Linked DNA regions of Homo sapiens: region 1 is linked to region 2. A link is a loop called in an ENCODE intact Hi-C map of the cell type or tissue named here. Cell type or tissue: ascending aorta. All regions are shown on one strand. Each heading gives the region's core, and the rest is flanking DNA. Links, peaks and the distances in the headings are about the cores only.

Region 1 (10,732 bases), core at 1,921-6,920, 150 kb after region 2:
TGTCCAGGACAGGGTGGAAACTGATGGAAAAAAAGTCCTGGAACCCACTGGGACACAAACGTGGTCTCAATTCCTGCTCTCATCCAGGGCAAGTGTTTGTAACCAAAAGTGGTATGCGACTGTCTGTTTCATGCACATAATCTTCCCACCTGCTTACACGTAGCCTCAGTGTGCTGGCCTGCATGATGTTCATCTACTATGCTCCCTGGTCTAAGACGGAGGAAAAAAGAGGAAGGACAGACAGTAGACTTTGATAATGATATTGATGTAGATAACCAACCCTAAATTATTACTTTTCTTTATTCTTTGGAAATGCTTCATTAGAATAAATTAGAAATGCTTCAATGGAAAGAACTTCATTAAAAATGTTTTTAAAATAATAATAAAACCTTTATTAAACATTATTTACCAGTTTAAAACAAAACATGTTTAATAATTAAGGAAATGAATGACAATATTCACATGGGAACTTAAGAAGCTAGTTAGCGGGGAGGAAGAAAAATAGAGATATCTTGGAAATAAAATTTATTTTAATCTCCGAGGCTGGGTAACTTGGAGGACTTTAAAGGTATGTATTCATCTTTTATAGGAGGAAAGAGACAGACAGACCTGAGGTCAGATACTGTTTCTTTTCCTTACTGCATATGGGACATTGGACAAGTTATTCACTTTTGCCCAGCCTCAATATCCTTATCTGTCAAATGAGGATATGATCTACTTTCAGCACTATTGTGAGGACTGAATGAGACACTGCAAATGGAATACGAAGCACAGGGCCACCTAATGGGTTCCCTTCATTTCTTTCCTTTCCTTCTTCAGTGAATACGCAAAGGATAAGCCTCCAAGAAATGTGGATATTTTGGGTGAACTGTTATTGGTTCTCCTAACCTAGAGATAGCAAAGTGGGAAGCTGTATTCCCTACTATGCCATTACCATAGTCACAGAGTGACACCAGGCTGTCCTTTAATCTGAAACAATTCTGAAGTAACCCATCAGCATTTCTTGATGACTTCTTGAACTTCAGAGTCAGTCCTCTTTTTGCTTAAAATTAAAAATAAGGGACAGGTGCAGTGGCTCACACCTATAATCCCAGCCTTTTGGGAGGCTGAGGCAGGAGGATCGCTTGAGCCCAGGAGTTCAACACCAGCCTGGGCAACGAGCTGAAACCCTACCTCCAGAAAAAGTAAAAAAAAAAAATCAGCCAGATGCAGTGGTGCACACATGTCCCAACGACATGGGAGGCCGAGGTGGGGGAATTGCTTGAGCCCAGGAGGTAAAGGCTGCAGTGAGTTATGATTGCACCACCGCACTCCAGCCTGGATGACAAAGCAAGACCTAGTCTTAAAAAATAAAAAAAGAATATAAAATGAATATTTGCTTTTAATTTCTTAATTTTAGACCCAATCTCATTTGAAAAAGAATTTGAGGTAAGAGTCAAGTTTAAAAGTTTAAATGGTCCTTTATTTTACTATCCTTCAAGTAGAGGGGAACAATTTCTAAGAGGAATGGACTATCTCAGCCTGCTAAAGTACCACATTCTGGAAAAGAATGAAATCCTTCTGGCTTTAGAGAGCCTGGGAAGACAGGGTGTACTGGACGCCCCACTCTGAGCATGCTCAGAGTTGCATAGCCAGAACAGCTGCTACAGCCAGGCATAGCCAGCAAAGGTTCTGGGTGGCTGGCTCCAACCTCTCCTCTCTGGGGCAGACACTGGGGCCTGGCCACTAGGCTGGGTGGGCTGCACAACCAGTTATTGCAGCACGGGGCCCCCTAGTCAGGGCCTAAGGCAGAGGCCAGATCTTCTTAGCCGGGAAACTAGGGGAGACCCACTTGTTTTTTAATGACAGGGCCTGACCTAGTTGAGATGTTTGAGGAAAATAGATAAGCCAGGGAGGGAACTCTTTAGGGAGTGAACACACAGGCCTCATATTTCTATTTTTCACAGGTCACAGTTCAGGAGGGTCTGTTGGAGACTTATCAGACAACAGCACTGACTGGGGGGTGTTCGGAGCTGGATGCACTCTGGCCACCTCGGTAAGATTGGACCCCACCCTCCAGAAACAGCTGGGCAGCTGGGCAAAGGCCAGCGCTGAGAGAATTTCATTGCAGAACAGTTCTGGCTAAAAAACAATAAAAATAATTTTCCTAAGAAATAAAGTAGCAACAAAAGAGAACCAGATGCAGCCCAGAGGAGCTTCATGTTGGCCCCACGTGAAGAATGGAAAGACAGCCTTTGGGACACCTGGGCATTTCTCTTGCTTCTCATGCCATTTACCCATCCATTTCGTATTCATTTCTTAGTCAAAAATCTTAATCAGATCAGGCTTACAGAGTGAAAAACTTAGTTAGGGAAGATGTAAGCTGGGTCAATTCCTTTGTCTTCCTTTAGCTGTAAACCAGTAAAGTGCTCGCTTCCAGTTTAGATCAGAGGGAGAAATGTACTTGCTCCATTTAATCCAGGTATATGATGCTAATGAAGAACCTCAAGTCCTGCTCATAATTATTCTTGTTACCACGACAGATTTTTGACTATGCTGCGTACTTTCTAGGGCCCTCATTATATTTTCAAAAACATTGCTGACAATTTTCTTTTTGACAGTTATTTTTCAGACTCCTGCTATTTATTCAGGTCATTTGTGGCCTTTTGATTTTTAACTATGTAAAGTTTTGAGGTGCAATTACATCTTTTAAATGCATTTATATGTTATCTCTTTATGATGCCTAATTAAATTTATCAGGGGCAACCCACACTTGAAACATTTAAAAGGCAACTCAGAATGTTTTTTATTTGCTTAGTCTGATTGTTACTGAATTACACCTTATTTTGTGTTTTGCACTTAAGTATTTGATTTTTAAGACATTCCCCATTGTACTACTCCATGGTATGATCTAGAAAGTAACCCTACACTTAAGTAGGCAAGAAAAACAAAGGAAAGGATCCACAAGAATAGTACACTAAGGATTACCCATAGTGAGGTTACTAGATTGAAGACTAGGATTTAAGCACCGTATGAACTTGTAATAAACACATAATACACTGAAGCATGACTTAAAATTTGGGAGGGGGTGAGTTAAGTGACTTGTATTTGAATATGCAACTATTTAGTGAAATCTTTTTTTTTTTTTTTTTTGAGATGGAGTCTTGCTCTGTTGCCCAGGCTGGAGTGCAGTGGCGTGATCTCAGCTCACTGCAAGCTCCGCCTCCCAGGTTCATGCCATTCTCCTGCCTCAGCCTCCCGAGTAGCTGGGACTACAGGCGCCTGCCACCACGCCTGGCTAATTTTTTGTATTTTTAGTAGAGATGGGGTTTCACCGTGTTAGCCAGGATGGTCTCGATCTCCTGACCTCATGATCTGCCCACCTCGGCCTCCCAAAGTGCTGAGATTACAGGCGTGATTTAGTGAACTCTTTAATCAGACAGAGAATTTTATTTTCCTGAATCCTGCCTTCCTACCTGACATAGTTTGGCTCTATGTTCCCATCTAAATCTCATCTTGCAGCTCCCATAATTCCCATGTGTTGCGGAAGGGACCCCATGGGAGATGACTGAATCATGGGGGAGGGTCTTGCCCGTGCTGTTCTCATGATAGCAAATGGGTCTCATGAGATCTGATTTAAAAACAGGAGTTTCTCTGCACAAGCTCTCTCTTTGCCTGCCGCCATCCATGTAAGATGTGACTTGCTCCTCCTTGCCTTCCTCCACGATTGTGTGGCCTCCCAGCCATGTTGAACCATAAGTCCAATAAACCTCTTTCTTTTGTAAATTGCTCAGTCTCGGGTATGTCTTTATCAGCAGTGTGAAAACAAACTAATACAGTACCTTTCAACCCCCTTAGCATGCTGGAAAAGTTCTTATGCATCAGAACTACAAACACATCTTATAGGGAGAAACTTTTGCATCCATTCATCTGTTTATCTGAATGTGGAACAGCATTTGGCTTCCTCTTCCATAAGTTAGAGGCATCTGTGTTCTTCAAATCATAGCATCCTTACTAAGCTCCATCACTCTGTCTTTGAAGATAAAACAACATAAGGTAAAAGGAAAAAGACAACTGGAGAACTAATTCTAGAAAGATAGGGAGAAACATTGAAAAGTAGAAAAAAATAACTAGATATAGACTAAAATAAGGCCTTTGATTTTTTTTTTTAATGAGCAGATATCTATACTACTGTTGTCAAGGATCATTGTCTCTGCATCACTTTGTATTGTTGAATTTTCATTATCTGGGGATTATTTCACAAGGGATACATAAAATCCTCAAACACAGAATTTCTGGAGGAAGGAAGAAAATATTTAATAGCAAAAACAGTGAGCTCAAGAAACCCTAGTAATTAGAATCATAGTCTTGACAAGTCAGATTTTCACTGGTCTTCAGATACGTATTTCAAGAGCTGAGAAAACTAGTGACTCATTTCTGTGACATTGGTGCCTCTGGGAATCCAGTGAAAGCCATGGCTCTATCCTGAAGGGTAAAAAGGACCTTAAAACAACACAATGCTTACAATTCCAAGCAATACAAACCAATATTTCTGGACCAAGTTATTTTTTCCAGTGCTAGTTTTGCTTTTAGAAATTTAAAAAATATGTGTCTGTTGGACTTTTCCCAGTAGCTTTGGAATTACAAAACTATTTTATCAGAGAATTAATATAACTTGGCACTTTTATTCATCTACATATGAAGTAAAAACTTTTTTATGTAGATTACCGTGTGCAAAGAAACATGAATTTAAATCTAACTTTTGTACTAGTATTGTAGTGACAGCTTCCATCCACCTACCCATCCTTTTCTCCAGACAGAAATAGTCTACAGAGAGTCAGTATGAAACTATAAGAACGCTATATTTAGAGTGGGAGAACCGGATTTAAAATGTTTCAAAAGTTGCAAGGCCCTCAAGGGTCATCGGGTTTACAGCACACGTTCACGAGATGAAGACAGCTATGTTTAAAAGCAAGCCTCCAATATTGTCCTTTCCACAAAACATGCAACGGTTTGATCTTTTGACTAGCACCAACTTCTCTAGGCCTCAAATTCCTCATCTACAAAATGAAGGAGATCACTTACAGCCTGAGAAATCTCTGGCTAACTAAACTAGAATTTTTAATTTGCTCCTTTTCTGTAGCAGTGAATTCTTATTTTTGCTGTAAGATGCAGTATTCATAAAATCAGGCCTTTCACGTAATGTGTGTCACCTTAACTCCAAAACATCCTATGAGTGTTTTCACTGCATTCGTGCAAAGAAAAAAAATGAGATAATTCCTTGTAGTTGTAACCATCATATAAAGTAACAGATTTTGATAAATACCAAAAACCTGATAATCCCCTTAGGTTCCTTGGACAAACATCGGCTAATTCTTTTTTAAAAATACAACACAAATTATTCCATTACACAAATGATTGCTCTGGAGAATTAATGTTAAGAATGGAATGTTAAGAATGGAAATACTGGCTACATTTTGTTACACATCAAGAATCAGAATATAGGATATTTAGGATGAGTTCTCTTCTTCACACTGTGAAATCATTAGGAAGCTTCAATTTACTATGAAATTTCTAGGTATTTGAAATGGCTATCTTTTTTCATAGTTGACACTCTAGGAAATGTTTGAATTCAATTACAAAGTAAAAATGATGGCAGCCATCCATTCAGTTAAAATGAAAATTATCTACATCAAGAATTTTCAGAAGTTCATTCGATCCATAAATAATATCAAGCAGCTATTTTGTGCAATGCAATGTAGTCAGTGTCTTTGGGAGAATATAGAGATGAAATAATACACAGACCTGGCTTGAGGAGACTAGAAACTGAAGCTGGGAAGAAAGGCATTTACGTAGCTAAATGGGAACCGTAAGTGCAGGGAGTAGCAAGGGAGGAGAAAGGAAATGATAGGGAGAGGAAGAAAGCAAGAGAAAGTCACCTAGACCAGTGCTTTATCAACTTCAATGTGTACACGAATCACCCAGAGATCTATTAAAATACAGATTCTGATTCAGTAGGTCTGGAGTGGGACCTGAGAATCAGCATTTCTAACAGCTGTCAGGTAATGCTAATGTTACTCATCCATGTACAGCACTTTGGGTAGCAAGAGTATGCTTTGAGTACATAAATTAACCTAGCTCAGAATTTCTCTATTTTGGCTAGATGATTCTTTCTTGTGGGACTGGTCATTCCATTGTAAGATATTTAGCAGCACCCCTGGCTTTTGCCCACTCAGTGCCAGTAATACACCACCCCCATGCCCCCATGGTGAAAATCAAAAATGTCTCCAAACATTGCCAAATGTTTTCCTAGGGGCAAAGTCAGTGGTGTAGATAATGCTTTTACATAAAAAGTTATATGAGACAAATAGCAACCCTCTTAAAAATAACTCACTTATTTGTATTCGTTTTCTATTTCTGCTGTAACAAATTATCACAAAACTTTGTGACTCAGAATAATCCAAATTTATTATCTTATAATTCTAGAGGTCAGAAATCTGATGTGAGTCCTTGCTAGGCAAAAATCAAAGTGTTAGCAGGGCTGTAATTCTTTCTTCAGGATCCAGGGAAGAATCAGTTTCCTTGACTTTTCCAGCTTCCAGAAGCTTCCACTGCTCATGGACCCTTCCTCTTTCTTCAAAGCCAATGATCCAGCATAAAACCTCCCTATCTCAAGGCCTTTAACTTAGTCACATCTGAAAAGTATCTTTTTGTTCCAGGGATAAGGATGTGAGCATCTTTAGTGGTCCGTATTTCTCACTCCCACCATGTTAAAATAAAAATTACATTTGTAAATGATTTCATACCTAGAATAATTTAAGATAAAGTTTCTCCCCCAAAATCCTAGAGAACAGGGATTTTCTTCTGTGCCGCAAGTACTTTCCTACCTGAGAACATTTCATAGCATTTCTAGTCACACATAAATTCATCTAAGGAAGAACCAAGTTTTTCTACTTTTAATGTTACAGTTTCTGGCACCATTCCCAAGCTTTCTTGACCCTGTTGCTATCACTAGTATAAAATTACATTTTAAATGCCCAACAAATGAGGAAATATGATTCATTTCTGAATCTTTGGGTGTTTCCTGAAATTTAAGAATTCTATTTGTATTTTACAGAGTTATATTTACTACCTTAAAAATTTTCTTTTAGATTTATCTCAAAAGTGAAGGTAGTATTTGGCTACTTGAACCCTCATCCAAAACCTTCATCAGCACCTTCCCTGTGTTTTTTAGATTTTTGCTCATATGTGCCAAGGGCTAGGGCATCTTAAGTTACAGAATACTTAGTGACAAATTTAATTGAATCTAATTATCGTGCTGAAATGTTTAAAACAAATCTTTTCTTCAATCTGTTCCTATAAACTGCTCTTCAGAGTGAAAGCATGCATCTGCTCAAAGTGATTCTGAGATGGGGGCGGATGAGTAAATAAAGCCAGATGGCATTTACACTTACAGTTTCTTTCCCTTTTTGAGTTTGACATATAAGATTTGACTAACTGTCTTTAAAAGCTCATTTTTCCCAGCCTGTGAAGTTAAGCTTGGTGAAGTTGACAAGAGGCGATTAGGAAGAAGGCAGAAGGAGAAGTCGTGGCCTAAAGATAGAGTATTTGTTGACTCACGTTCCCACTACGACAAGAGTAGCAAAACTGAAGGTGAGGCTTTAACTCTTCCTCCACGTTCCTAAAGATGTAAGAACTTCAGCTCATTGAAGCCCATAGAGGCAGCATGTATTAGTCTGTTCTCATGCTGCTAATAAAGACATACCTGAGACTGGGTAATTTATAAAGGAAACAGGTTTAATGGACTCACAGTTCCATATAGTTAGGGAGGCCTCACAACCATGGTGGAAGAGCAAGGTATGTCTTACATGCAGCAGGCAAGAGAGAGTGTGTGCAGGGGAATTGCCCTTTATAAAACCAACAGATCTCGTGAGACTTATTCACTATCATGAGAACAGCATGGGAAAGACCCACCTCCATGATTCAATTACCTCCCACCAGGTACCTCTCATGACATGTGGGAATTGTGGCAGCTACAATTCAAGATGAGATTTGGGTGGGGACACAGCCAAACCATATCACAGCATGATTACGAAGTAGGGGGAAGAGAGAGGGCAGGTAGACTGCATTTCAGTTTTGTTTACAGGGAACTATGAAAGGTAGAAAAATAGAGAACTTTCTACTGAAACAAAGCCACTAACTAAATTCATTTTTTCTATAATGAGTAGTCTTAAGGGTCTTCTCCGACCCCAACTCTACCCAAAAATAGTCCCTGCACAAGAATTCTGGACTGGACAAGATGGTACAGATACTTTTTCCCTGTTTCTCCCAGCTAAGTATAAATATAAACCCTAGAAAAAAAACACAAAAGGAAGCCAGAGAACTCCAAAAGGTGAAATGGTTAGAGACCCTACAACCAGAGGAATGTCACAGTGACAGTGTCTTACAACCCACAACCTCACAGAAGGTCACCCAAGCCCAGTGTTTCTAGAGCCTCAATCTCGTAGCCAGCCCAAATAGGCTCATTCCCACTCAGACCAAAGGGGAGTCCCAATGATACTACCAGGCTGGCCAGCGGTACTAGCCAGGGAAAATGGAGCAGGAGCCATGCTGATATTGTTTGGCTGTGTCCCCACCCAAATCTCATCTTGAATTGTAGTTCCCATAATCCCGCGTTGTGAGGGACCTGGTGGGAGGTTATTGAATCATGGGGGTGGATACCCTCATGCTGTTCTTGTGATAGTAAGTTATCACGACATCTGATGGGTTTATAAGGGGCTTTTCCCACTTTGCTCAGCACTTCTCTCTCCTGCTGCCTTGTGAAGAAGGACGTGTTTGCTTCCCCTTCCACTATGATTGTTAAGTTTCCTGAGGCCTTCCAAGCCATGTGGAACTGGGAGTCAATTAAACCTCTTTCCTTTATAAATTACCCAGTCTCAGGTATGTCTTTATTAGCAGCATGAGACTAATACACCTGCTGACCATAAGAAGACAGGAAAGCACTCTCCTTACTCACCAAGCCTAAGACTCCCTTCCTCCAATGAGAAACAGCAGGTGGCTTGCAGCACTAGCAAAGGGGATCCTGCCACAAAAAAAGGCTCCACCTGGGAAGTGTTTTCCTTGGAGAGAGGGGCAGTCCTCAGCACTAGTGCCTGTCTCCAGGATATCTGTTTGTATTCCCTCTACCTCCATCAGAGGCATCATGAGGCTCTACTGAAGAGCTCCACCCCTTCAGGTAGCACCAGCAGACGCCAGGAGGAACCCTAGCAGCCCCAGATAAACCAAGAAGACCAAAATAGCACCACAAAGTCTCTGAAAATGCAATTGTCATTGGATGCACGGCCCACAAAATTAGGCCAGGATTTTCTTGCTAAACCTAAATGGGATGACTGCCTACTAAAACAAAAGATTTAAATCAGACTCTGAGTCTCCTAACAGCATAGCCAAATTCCAGGATAGAATGAAAAATTACCCAACAAACCAAAAGTCAGGAAAATCACAACTTGACTGTGAAATGACAACTGACACTAACCCAGAGATGAAACAGAAGAAGAACTTATTGACAAAGATTTTAAAGCAGCCATCCTCAAAATGGTGTAATGAGTAACTGTAAATTATTTAGAAACAAATGAAAAAATAGAAAATCTCAGCCAAGAACTAGAAGTTATTAAAAAAAGAACCACGGTGCTCACAGTTCAGCAGCAAATACACTAACATTGGAACAGCATAGATAAGATTAGCATGGCCCCTGCACAAGGGTGACATGCAAAGTCGTGACGCATTCCGTATTTTTTGAGAAATTAAAAAAAGAACCAAATGGAAATTATAAAACTAAAAAGTACAACAAATATAAACTTAGTGGGTTCAATAGTAAAATGAAGGTGACAAAGGACAGAATCAGTGAACCTGAGAACAGATCAACAGAATTACCAAATTTACTCACTATGAACAAGAAGAAAATAGACTAAAAACCGACAAAAAACAGACCCTCAAGGACTTGTAGCACAATAACAAAATGTTCAAGATTCACATCATCAAAGGTCCAGAATAGAGGGAGAAAAAGAGAGTGGGCTTGAAAAATTGTTTTTAAAATAATGGCTTAAAATTTTCTAAATTTGGCAAAAAAATATAAATCTACAGATTCATAAGCTGTATAAATCTCAAACAGGATAAACCCAAAGAAATCCATACCAGGACATTTCATAATTAAAATTTTGATAAGTGAATTGCAAAAAAAAAAAAAAAAAAAAAAGTCTTGAAAGCACTGAGAGAGCAACAACACATTACCTATTAGGGAACATCAACTCCAATAACAGCAAATTTCTTACCTGAAACCATATAGGCCAGAAGGAAAAGGTGCATTTTCCAAGTGCTGAAAACAAAGAATTGTCATCTTCAAATTCTATATCCAGGAAAACTATACTTCAAGAATGAAGGGAATATAGAAACAGATGAAAGAAACAAAAGGACTGTGTTGCTGGCAGACCTTTTAAAAATGGCTAAAATAAGTTTTTTGAACAGAAAGAAAATGATGGAAGATGGAATCATGGAGCATTAGGAAATAAAACAACAAAACAAGCTGAAATATGGCTACATACGATAGATGATCCTCCTCATGAGTTTCATAAGATATATTAGATGACTTAAACATTATAACACCATCTGATACTCAAGACAATAATATTTAAAAGTGGGAAAGGTAAAAGCATTTAAATGGAAATAAGGCCCCCATGTGTCACTCAAAGTGGTAAAA
Region 2 (10,732 bases), core at 2,911-7,910:
ATTGTGTTTAATGCAAGCATCACAACAAGAAAATGGGGGACTTCTTTTTAAGGAAGGCAAAACCTTATGGTATAATTCAAATGATATTAAGTATAATTTCTACCCAATCCAAGGCACATTCCTTCATGGACTTGAACTATTTCATGTCTTCATGACTTTCTCTTCTCCAGGATTACATTAGTATTTAGGGCTGCCATAATAGAATACCACAGATAGGGTGTCTTAAAAAACAGAATTTTTTTTCCTACAGTTCTAAAAGCTGGAAGTCCAAGGTCAAGGTGCTATCAGGGTTGGTTTCTGGTAAGGCCTCTCTTCCTGGCTTGCAGATGGCTTCACATGGTTATCTCCCTGTATTCTCACAGGGCTTTCTCTCCTTGTGTGTGCACTTCTGGTGTCTGTGCCTACAATGATGAGCGCCAAAAATCCCAGAGTGTTTTTTCATAACACAGTTCTCATTCCAAAATAGTTTTTATTCCTCTCTTTTATAGACCATTATAAGGTTTCTTCCTCTAAATTAAATAACAGTGACTAAAACTAAGGCAAATACTCTGGAGCAAAATAAAAACTAAAAAACAGATAGCCTTAAAGCAGGAAGTTACCCTGTCACTAGGGCTTGGCATACTGTAGGCTTTAGAAGCATTTCGCGGCATGAAAGAATGGTAACCCTGAGGCATCTCCATGTAATAAGTTAATTTGTATACTGCTTTTAAATAAAGTTAAACAACTTACAGTTTCAGAAAGATAGAAGGGAAGAGCATTCGGAAGACTGGGAGTGAAGTTTCCCGGGCCTGAACCCTTATTCAAAGGCGTCTCGACATGGATAACCTCGAGAACATTATGCTAAGTGAAATAAGCCAGATACAGAAAGGCAAATACCAAATGATCTCACTTATATGTGGAATCTAAGAGTTGAACTCATAGAAGCACAGAATAGAATAGTGGCTGTCAGGGATGGGAGGATGGGGAGATGATCATCAAAGGGTACAAAGTTTCAGTCATGCAAGATGAATTAAGTACTGTAGATGTAATGTACAATATGGTGACTACAGCTAACAACACTGTATTGCGCACTTGAAATTTGCTAAGAGGGTAGATCCTAAGTGTTCTCAAAACACACACACAAAGGTAACCATGTGAGATGATACTTCACTAGCTTGATTGCAGTAATCATTTCATAATATACATATATATCTCAAAACATCACCTTGTTCACCTTAAATATATACAATTTCTATTTGTGAGTTATACCACCAATAAGCTAAAAAAAATTAAAAGTCTAAATTTTTTTAAAGGAGTTTCAAAAACTAATGCTTTGCTCTATACTTGTACCTGGCCCCACCCTTGTCTCTCTAAAGCAGGGTGCCCTAGGAAGACTGATTGGCTGTAGCCCCAAAAGGTGAGAACTAGGACATAAGATAAGAAAGGGAAGAAGGGAAAGGGAGAGAAGGAAGTGGGGAACAAAGTGCGTCAATGTGTGAAATTTTAGTTGGATGTTGTAAAACAGGAAAAAAAATGCCAAATTCTATGGCTACCCCAATAACAAAGAATGTCTTATGGCAATGGCACCCTCCAAGTCATATAATTCATTTATTATTGTCACTTTCACTATTGTTTTCGCTGAAGTCTTTTTTCTGTTACTTGAACAAAATCATTTTTTTCGTAATTTGTTAATAAAATTGTTTCATTTTATCTGTCTATCCTACATCCCTTCAAATACAGTACACAAACAAATGAACGTGCTTTTCCAGCTTGTAACTTGAGGCATGGTAGAATGAGAATTAGATGGGGAGTTGGAAGACTGAGGTTGTAAATGCCCCTCTTTAGTTAATGTGATTTTGGGGTCCGTTTACAACTCAGACACTGATTTTCTCATATCTATCTACACTAACACAGACGTCAGGTGGCTGTCAAAGATGATCTCTAATGGTATAATTAGAGACATCAGGGCTAATGTTCTCTAATTTTGTCCAGTTATGATAAAGTAACTTGGAGTGCCTGTTCTTTACCTCTCTAAGAACGTTTCAAGTGTCATTTAAAATTTGATTCTTATTTGTCAATGTGTTTTTTGGCTCCTCTGTGGAAACTGTTATAGTCTTAAGCCTGTCAAGGGAGTATAAAGACATCCTAAGAAAATTTGGAGACTGGGCCGGGTGCGGTGACTCACTCCTGTAATCCCAGCACTTTTGGAGGCCAAGGTGGGAGGATTATGAGGTCAGGATGGAGACCATCCTGGCTAACACGGTGAAAACCTCGTATCTACTAAAAATACAAAAAATTTAGTCAGGCGTGGTGGCACATGTCTGTAGTCCCAGCTACTTGGGAGGCTGAGGCAGAAGAATCACTTGAATCCAGGAGGTGGAGGTTACAGTGAGCCAAGATTGCGCCACTGCACTCCAGTCTGGGCAACAGAGAGAAACTCCATCTCAAAAAATAAACAAAATAAAATTGGGAGACTGACAATATAACTTCACTAATTTGTCTATGTAAAAATAGTAATAAAGAAAATGGAAAGGTATATACTTTTTAAATTTCTAGTATTTTCAAAAGATTCATATGAGGTTATAAATGGAAGATAAATGATTATTCTCTGTCGAAGTTTAGGAATAACAAGAGTAGGATAGTTTAAGATAGTTGAGGCCTTATTGAGACCCCAACTTATTCATTCAACATGTGACTCACAAAAAGTGAAAGGCAAAATAGATTTATCACCTCAGATTCTAAAACAGGAATAAAACAAACAAAGTGACTTTCATCCAGGAAGAAAGCAAAAGTACATCCGCAGTTCTTACGGTCAGAGAGTGTGTGCTGCTCTTAGAGCCAAGTTTAGTTCTTGGTAATTCTACCCAAGTCTGAAAGGAAATCAAGATGACTGTCCACATTGACGCAAATCACAGGACATGGAGGCAATGTCAGGCATTTAATGTTGTAAAAGTTGCAAACCAGAAATCCCATGGAGGAGAACACAGAGAATCCTATAGTCCTGATATCATTTTTGGTGGAATGAACAAAGACGAACGCAGAGCTGGGAGATATTTGGCACAGAATGAAACAGAGTTTGAACTGTGGCTCTTCACTCACTACGAGTTAGTAAACTAATGCCATAGCACGCTGCTCAGTACAATGGGTACTCTGAAAGAAGTGAGTGCTCCCTTTCTCCCCTGCTGTGAACCTGCCAGTGAACCAAAACCCTTAACAGTTAGAGCCAAAGAGCAGGAGAAAGTCCAGCAACGTGTCCCAAAGTGATTAGAAACTATCTTGCTTTCCTCCTATGGAAATACCAAGCATTTTTTGTGGAAATCTGAATTCACAGATGAAGTTCAGAGTGAATAGTAACATTCCTTTTGTTTTACAATCTTGGAAATAGTAGTTTGGCATGGAAAGAGCAGAGCTTACTTTTTAAAAAGAAAATTATTTGTATTTTTATAACCAGATTTATTTATAGTTATACCAGTAATATCTCTGTTATTTTGGCATGCAACTAAAAAATATAGAAAAATTTCATGTCCCTCTTGCTTTGTCCAATAAATATAATTTCTAAAATATTGTAGAAGTTGAATAATTTTAACTTGTTAGAAGAATTTTATAAAATAAACAGCCAAATCACCTAGGTTGAAGGTTGTCTTTTAGAATTTTCTTAAAGGGAGGCATATCTATATTTAGACATATTTTTAAGAGGCAGTAGTTTTGCTTTAAAATATATGACCTGTGAAGTCCTTTTATCTTACTAGCTGTGTAAACCAAAATAATTACATGTAACAAGTCTTATGTGGAATAATTCAGCAGCCAGTTTGAAAGAGGCTAATTAATATTTGTGGCTACATTAATCAGAAAAACTATGGAAATGTCTCTTGGTTTATTATCCCTTTTTCTATGATTCATAAACAGACATTATTACAACTGCATAAACATGAACCCTACTGGGCAACATCCTTTTTTTTTTTTTTATTTTTTTCCCCAAGATGGAGTCTTGCTCTGTCATGAGGCTGGAGTGCAGTGGCGCGATCTCAGCTCACTGCAACCTCCACCTCCTGGGTTCAAGCAATGCTCCTGCCTCAGCCTCTGGAGTAGCTGGGACTACAGGTGGGTGCCATCAAGCCCAGCTAACTTTTTGTATTCTTAGTAGAGACAGGGTTTCACCATGTGAGCCAGGATGGTCTTGATCTCCTAACCTCGTGATCTGCCTGCCTTGGTCTTCCAAAGCGCTGGGATTACAGGCATGAGCCACTGCACCCGGCCCTGGGCCATATTCTAACAGTTCCACAGGATATTTCCAGCCAGCTGGAACTATCTGCAAGACAGGGCCATTGAGGCCAGAATACCTTTCAGAGGTCTTCCCTAGCTAAGGTCAAATCATAAAATTATCGGATTATCCATAGCTGGGGGTGGATTCTCTCAAGACCGCATTAGTAATGTATTAATGATACATTAAGAAGTACTCCACAGGTCTATAACTGCTCAATCACCTTCAAAGAGTTTTTACACACATTATGTCAGGCATGAATTATTATGCCTATTTAATAGAGCTTCCTATCCTACTGCCTCTTTTTAGAAAAAAAAGTTTTATTGTGATCTTTATTGTATACATTTAAGGTACAAAACATGATGTTTAGATAAACATATACAGTGAAATGATTACTATAGTCAAGCAAATTAACAAGTCCATCTCCTCACATAGTTACAGCTAACTTAGAAAGACAGAACATCACACCCAGAGCAGGGAGCTGTGTCTCCAGCTCCCTCAGGTCCATATACCTGAGTGACTTGGAGAAAATCATGCATTTCCTGTAACTACCAGACGTAGTCACCTCAATTAAGTAATCTGTTTTGCTTAGGCATACCTTGGTAAAAGCTCACAGTACTAATCTGGACCCACCCCTTTGATCTTTGAAACCTGAGGTGCGAAAAAATATCAAAATGGAGGGCAGAGGGATTTGTTTTTATTTTCAGATCATCAAAAATACTAAACTGTTGATCAGAACCATCCATGAAGAAAGAAAAACAAATTCAAACTATGACTAATGGGGCCTGCTGTGCGTGAGTCACAAACTGAATCAAGCAAGGCCTCTGGAAGCAGGGGGAAAAGCATTCAGGAGTCACTTTGTACTCAAGCATGAACCTCCTAAAGTGTTGGTCTCTTTGCTGAACTATTTCAACACCTGGATGAAGTCCAGGAGAAGAGACGTCAGGCAGTTTAAAAATTGCTTCTCTTTCCTACTAAGGATGTTTTCAGTGACCTTGAGGAGGTGTTTAAGAATGACTTTCTTAGGTGTGAACATGAAAACAGTGGGACTTAGGGCAACATTTGGGGAGATTCCTTGCTTCAAAGTTGTCTCTAAGGCATTGCACATTCCTACTTCTTGCAGGAGGGAACTGTCTTTCCAAAGGATTTTGCAAACTGTTCTGCTTTTGCTTATCTAAACTGGAAAGAGATATATAAACAAAATATAAAATACAAAATAACATAAAGTCTGTTGATTGAGCATAGAGGCTTGGGGTCTTTAGCTTTTTTTCTTATTGTTGCTTTGTATTAAAATTCAAGGGAGTCCAAATATTTTCAGTCCCCTTGATCTAACTGGGATACTCATACAATGAGACATTGCACTTCTGATAAATATGATAATGATGAGTTTAGTTTGAATTCCCAACTGAGTGCATGTCTCTTAAAAACATTTTTCTCTTCACTTTGTAAATTTCTTATAGAGTCTAGGTTGCTCATCTGGGGAAAATGCCACAATACTTGATCTGACCTGGAAAGATTCCCAGTGAAGGTAAATTGATACTCACATAAGCCAGTTTTTATCATAAGAATTGAGACTAGTACTGAAGGTAAAGAATAAAAAGCTAGTTGGACAAACGTTCACTGCATGATTGCTACACAGTGCTTGGTGCCAGGGATAGCCAGCCACCTGGCAGCTAGGAAGAAAGCTGGCCTTACCTCAGAGCTTTCTTCTTCCTGGCTAGTCAAACTGTGAAAATCCTTTCTCATGCAACACAATAAAATAATTGGCTCCAAAATGTCTCATTCTCAGCCTCATTCCCTAATACTGGACACAGGAATCTCTTTCAGCCAAGCAGCCAAGCTCAGGCCAACATGGGACGTACCTCCACTCCTTTAAGATAAAGTCAAAGCATAACACCAGCTGATTCCTTAACTGTCATTTCACTCCAGTTTCCCTCAATTGGCATCATGTTTCCCTGATATAAGCAGCGTTAATTAAAGATTAGTTATTGAAAAGGTGGTATTGTGCTCAAGAAAACAGTGAAAAAAGAACCACCATTTAAAAAAAATGCCACCACCTTAACAATGACATTTGTCAGATATGTATTTTGTTCATGGTTGGTTGATTTGTTAAGGTAGTTGTTACTCTTGTTTTCTAATGACTGCTCATTTGTTCTCTCTTCTAGGACTAGGGAAGGCACTGTAACATAATGATTAAAAGCATAGGCTTTGGTGTCAGACACGCTAGGATGCAAATTCTAACTATGCAACCTTGTAAAATGTGCTGGGCAGCTATCTTTCCTACAGAGTTGGAGTAATGTTGACTAATATATATGCATTTGTATAAATTAAGCTGTTAATTGTGTGTCAATATTGCATTGATATCTTGGCTCTTTAAGGACATTTGATTTTCTGGTTTAAGTAGTACCTCCTGCATGAACTTCCTGACGTGTTGAACTATTTCAACACCTGGATGAAGTCCAGGAGAAGAGAGGTCAGGCAGTTTAAAAACTGCTTCTGTTTCCTACTAAGGATGTTTTCGGTGACCTTGAGGTATTATGTATGTATTATGTATGTCATGCCTCAGAGACAGACTTGGCTTCACAACCATTTTTCCTGACAACCATCCACCTATCTGACATGCATTTATGGGGAACTGAACAGGAGTTATGAAAATAAGTCCTTAAGTCTGCAACCTCTCATACTTAACTGTCATCTGTAGGACACTGAAGACATATATCAGAGGATCCACACCGTATATAATTCATGCCTTGTATTGGTTATCTATGGTTGTATCACAAATCAGCCCAAAGCTTAGTGACTTAAACCAATAACTATTAGTGCTCACAAGTCTGTGGTTCAACTGGGTGGTTTTGCTGATTTGGTTTTGCTGCTGGGCAGGACTGCCTGATCTTGGCTGGTCAAGTTCCTGTGATCGGCAGATTGAAAAGGTGGTAGTTGGTTCAGAATAGCCTTATGCGTACCTTGGATGGTTGTTGTTGGTTCCCACCTGGGGCAGAGGGGATAAACGGGCCAGGTGTGTTTCATCTTCTACCATGCTGGCTCTTGCTTGTTTATAGGCAGTCCCAGGTTCCATAAACAAGAAAGCAAGCCACAATGTGCAAGAACGTTAGTTTCTGCTCATTCATTCCAAAACACATCACAAGGCTAATCTAGATTCAAATTATGGAGGAAAATGCTACTTCTTGAGGGAAGAGCTACAAAGTCACATTGCAAGGGCATGGACACAGGGAGGGAAAATCTTTTGGCTATGTTTGCAGTGTACCACATGCACTTGATTATAATCTTAATGCTTTTCCCTTCAAATCTACTGACATAGTATAGTGGGAAATCCTTGACTGAGTTCTTTTATTTTCCTTTACTCTGTCAGGTTTCTTCTGGGTCCATTCAAGAGAGTGTGAAAGACCGAGTGATTGACTCAAGACTGCAGCTGTTTATCACCAAGCCAGGACTCTACACATGCATAGCTACCAATAAGCATGGGGAGAAGTTCAGTACTGCCAAGGCTGCAGCCACCATCAGCATAGCAGGTAGGATGCCCCTTCACATTTGCGTTGTTCCAGGAGAGGGGAGAGTTGATACTATTCTACAATATCGAGCATTGGAGAAAATCTCCCTTTTCTTTTATCTCTTATTTCAGTTGCATTTGGGCTATTTCCTCCCCCATGGGGATACTCCGGAGGTGACCTAGATATGGATTTTGGCAGATTTGCTGCCTGGAAAACTAAATCCTCAATACCTACCCAAGTGGTAGGTAACAGCTTCCAGGAACTCACTTCTTCCTTCCTTCTTGTTTTTCTTATCTTTTTTCCTTTTCTCCATTTCTCTTTCCTCCCTCCCTCCTTCCCTCCCTCGCTCCCTTTTTTCCTTCCTTCTTTCCTTCCTTCCCTTATTCCCTCCTTCATTCCTCCCTCCTTCCCTCCCTCCCTCTTCCCTTCCCTCCCTCCCTCTTTTCCTTTTCTTTAATTTCCTTTCCTTTTCCCCACTCCTCGTTCTCTCTTTTGGTTGATCAAACTTTCCAAGTCTCTCATGGAGAAAGTTGGCAGACATTCAACATGGTCATGCCAATTTCTGCATGGCTATTTCTTGCGGGCATTTTTACCTGTGAGCATGATCCCTGTGGTCTTTCCCTTCCCTGCTTCAGCAAGCCACAGCAGGTCTTACAGGTGTTTTCAAGAAAAAGGCTGACACACGGATTTCTAGGATGTTTGTGTTGAGTTCTAAAGGTTTATTTTTAAAATGTAAATGTCCCAAAGGCTTCTGAGAACATTTATAGAATTCCTAGAGATGGAAATAATCCCTGTATCAGGAAATGCCAGGCATATTAGATTCATAGCGTGCCTAGGGCTCAAGGGTCAGGAGAGAGGTGCTTGGCCTGACATGTAAGGCAAGCACGGATAGAGCTTGTGCCTAGGGCCAACTCCCCACAGCCTGCTGTTTCTTATTACAGTGCCACCTCTTTGATCTTCCCTGATGGGGAACTTTCCAGTAATGTCTGTGATTTGTAATATGAGGTGAATAAAAACCACAGATAAATGATAAGGAGCACTGGACAAGGCTGGCCCTCTGGGACTGCCTATGAAGGAAAAGGAAGACTTCAAAATTAAGGTTCCCTCTCCTTTCTCCCCCCAGTGATATCTCTGCCTACCATGTCTTCAGACACCATATCAGTTATTCTAGCATTTCCACAGGTGGGAAATTATTTCTCCCAGAAAATGAAAAGTCTTCTAAAAGTAAATTCAACTCAATTTAACAAATAATAATAATATCACATAATAAGTAATAGTATAATCATATAATATAAATAGTAATAAGAATTACTATTTACATAGCACTTTGCTGTTTATAAAGCACTTTTACATGCATTTATCAAATACTCTAGATGACGCCCATTGTGTTGGGTAGAGTAAGAGATGAAAAGTTAATTTAAAAATGGGTCCTGCCTTCCAGGGACTCTGCATCTAGAAGGAAGTCAGTCAGTCACGTATATTATGGCACTGGCTGTATTCTATTGCAGAAGCATACACAAAATACAACAGCAGAACAAGAGAGGCAGGATGTCAGGGAATCCTTGGAAAAGAGGTATCATTGGAGCAGAAGATGTGGATATGAGATGACTAGGTTGAAGTCAAACCTTTCAAACCTGTTCAAAAAACAGCAAATCAGTGGTCAAGGCTAGACCACGAGAGAGACAGCAGGGAGGTGGAAAGTGGAAACAAAAGTTGAAACATGGGCTCTAGCCAGGTTATGAAGAGCCTGCATAGGTTTAGTATATTATTTCATTGATGAGAAGTCATTTAATGATTTAGAAGAAATAAGTGCAATAGATATATCCTCTAGCAAATTAACAGATGCTGAGGTGTTAGGAGGTTGAGAAGTGCGGCAAGCTGTCAGGAGGCTCTTCCAGGTGTCTCAAAAAGTCATGAAGGTCTGAACAGCAGCAGCAGCATTGGTTCAAAGGGAAGAGGAGAGATGCACAGGACAAATCAGGATAGAAATAAGGTTTGCAAATGCTTGAAAATGGCAGTGGGCTAGAAGGATGAGTTCAGATGTGTCTGATTTTGAAAGGTGCCCAGGACAAGCAATAATATATAAACACAAAGCATATGAACAGGAGAAGGTCCAGGAGATAATAGAATACTCAAAAATGTTGATGCCTTTGAATTACCTGGAATTATTCTGGTCTCACTGTCTTTGTATTATTTGACATTTGATCAAGACCTACTGTTAAATAAACATATATTTATAAAAATCTATCAATATATATTTATATAACATATATGTATGTATGTGTGTTTATATACACACACATGGAGAGAGAGAGAGAATCACATTTAAATATGAATACTCCATCCAAGAAAATAAACTGATCTACTTTAATTTAACCTGCACTTTCACTGGCAGAAGAAAAATACTAATGTTACTAATCTTAGGAGAGTCTCATTTCAGGTCATTATTCAGTCACTCAAAGATACCCGTGCCAGAGCTCTTTCTCCCTTTTCTTCCTTCTTTCTCTTTCCCTAGATGGCAAAGGAGAAGAGGATTTGTATTTAGGCAGTGGTGTCTTCTGGACACCCCCCACACCACTGCTAACCCCCGGATCTCTAGTGAAGTCTGCAGCTGAACTTGTGATTTTATCTCTTGGCTTGGTTAGGGCCCAGGGGACCTCCCTGGCTGGCTTAGCCTGTTTGAGACATCTTTTGGAGCAGCACAGCCCTCTGCATCTCAGCCAAATCCTTCATCATGCCATTGTCTACACTCTGCTCTGCAACCTCAGAAGCTAGGTCTCCCTGTCTGTCCCTACTGTGGCCCTGTGGCTGGCCTGCTGAATTCCAACTCAGCTCCTTCAGTACTCCTCACAGGGCCTGAAGCAACTTCTAGATCACTTTCAAGGCATACAGAATTCAGGAGAGATTTGGGCTTGCTAACTCAGTTCTGCTGTCTGCCCAACCTTGTCATGCTACCATTTTCACATTAATGTTGCCATCCATG

Evidence for each region. Hi-C counts contacts between places; a loop is a spot of excess contacts. Peaks named below come from ENCODE experiments on the same cell type or tissue, not always from the same donor. Only the 100,000 strongest peaks of a DNase experiment are listed, where the experiment ranks them.
Region 1: it touches region 2 in a loop (2.6-fold over the local background); 3 of 110 quality-filtered maps call a loop at or near these places.

Annotation. Positions count from the first base shown.
Region 1 is chr9:110,893,674-110,904,405 of GRCh38, forward strand. All of the region lies in intron 5 of LPAR1 (lysophosphatidic acid receptor 1), which reads right to left. It also overlaps the pseudogene RNU6-432P. Among named protein-coding and RNA genes, the nearest start is that of LPAR1, 140 kb to the right of the region's middle. RefSeq lists an enhancer at 8,952-9,121. In ascending aorta, for the core only: no CTCF peak of the experiment used is centred there; DNase peaks (open chromatin) are centred at 2,115 and 4,429; H3K27ac peaks cover 5,000 bases.
Region 2 is chr9:110,740,031-110,750,762 of GRCh38, forward strand. MUSK (muscle associated receptor tyrosine kinase) reads left to right here. Exons shown (of 15, transcript NM_005592.4): 7 at 7,611-7,770. Among named protein-coding and RNA genes, the nearest start is that of MUSK, 77 kb to the left of the region's middle. In ascending aorta, for the core only: no CTCF peak of the experiment used is centred there; DNase peaks (open chromatin) are centred at 5,071 and 5,936; H3K4me3 peaks cover 453 bases; H3K27ac peaks cover 3,962 bases.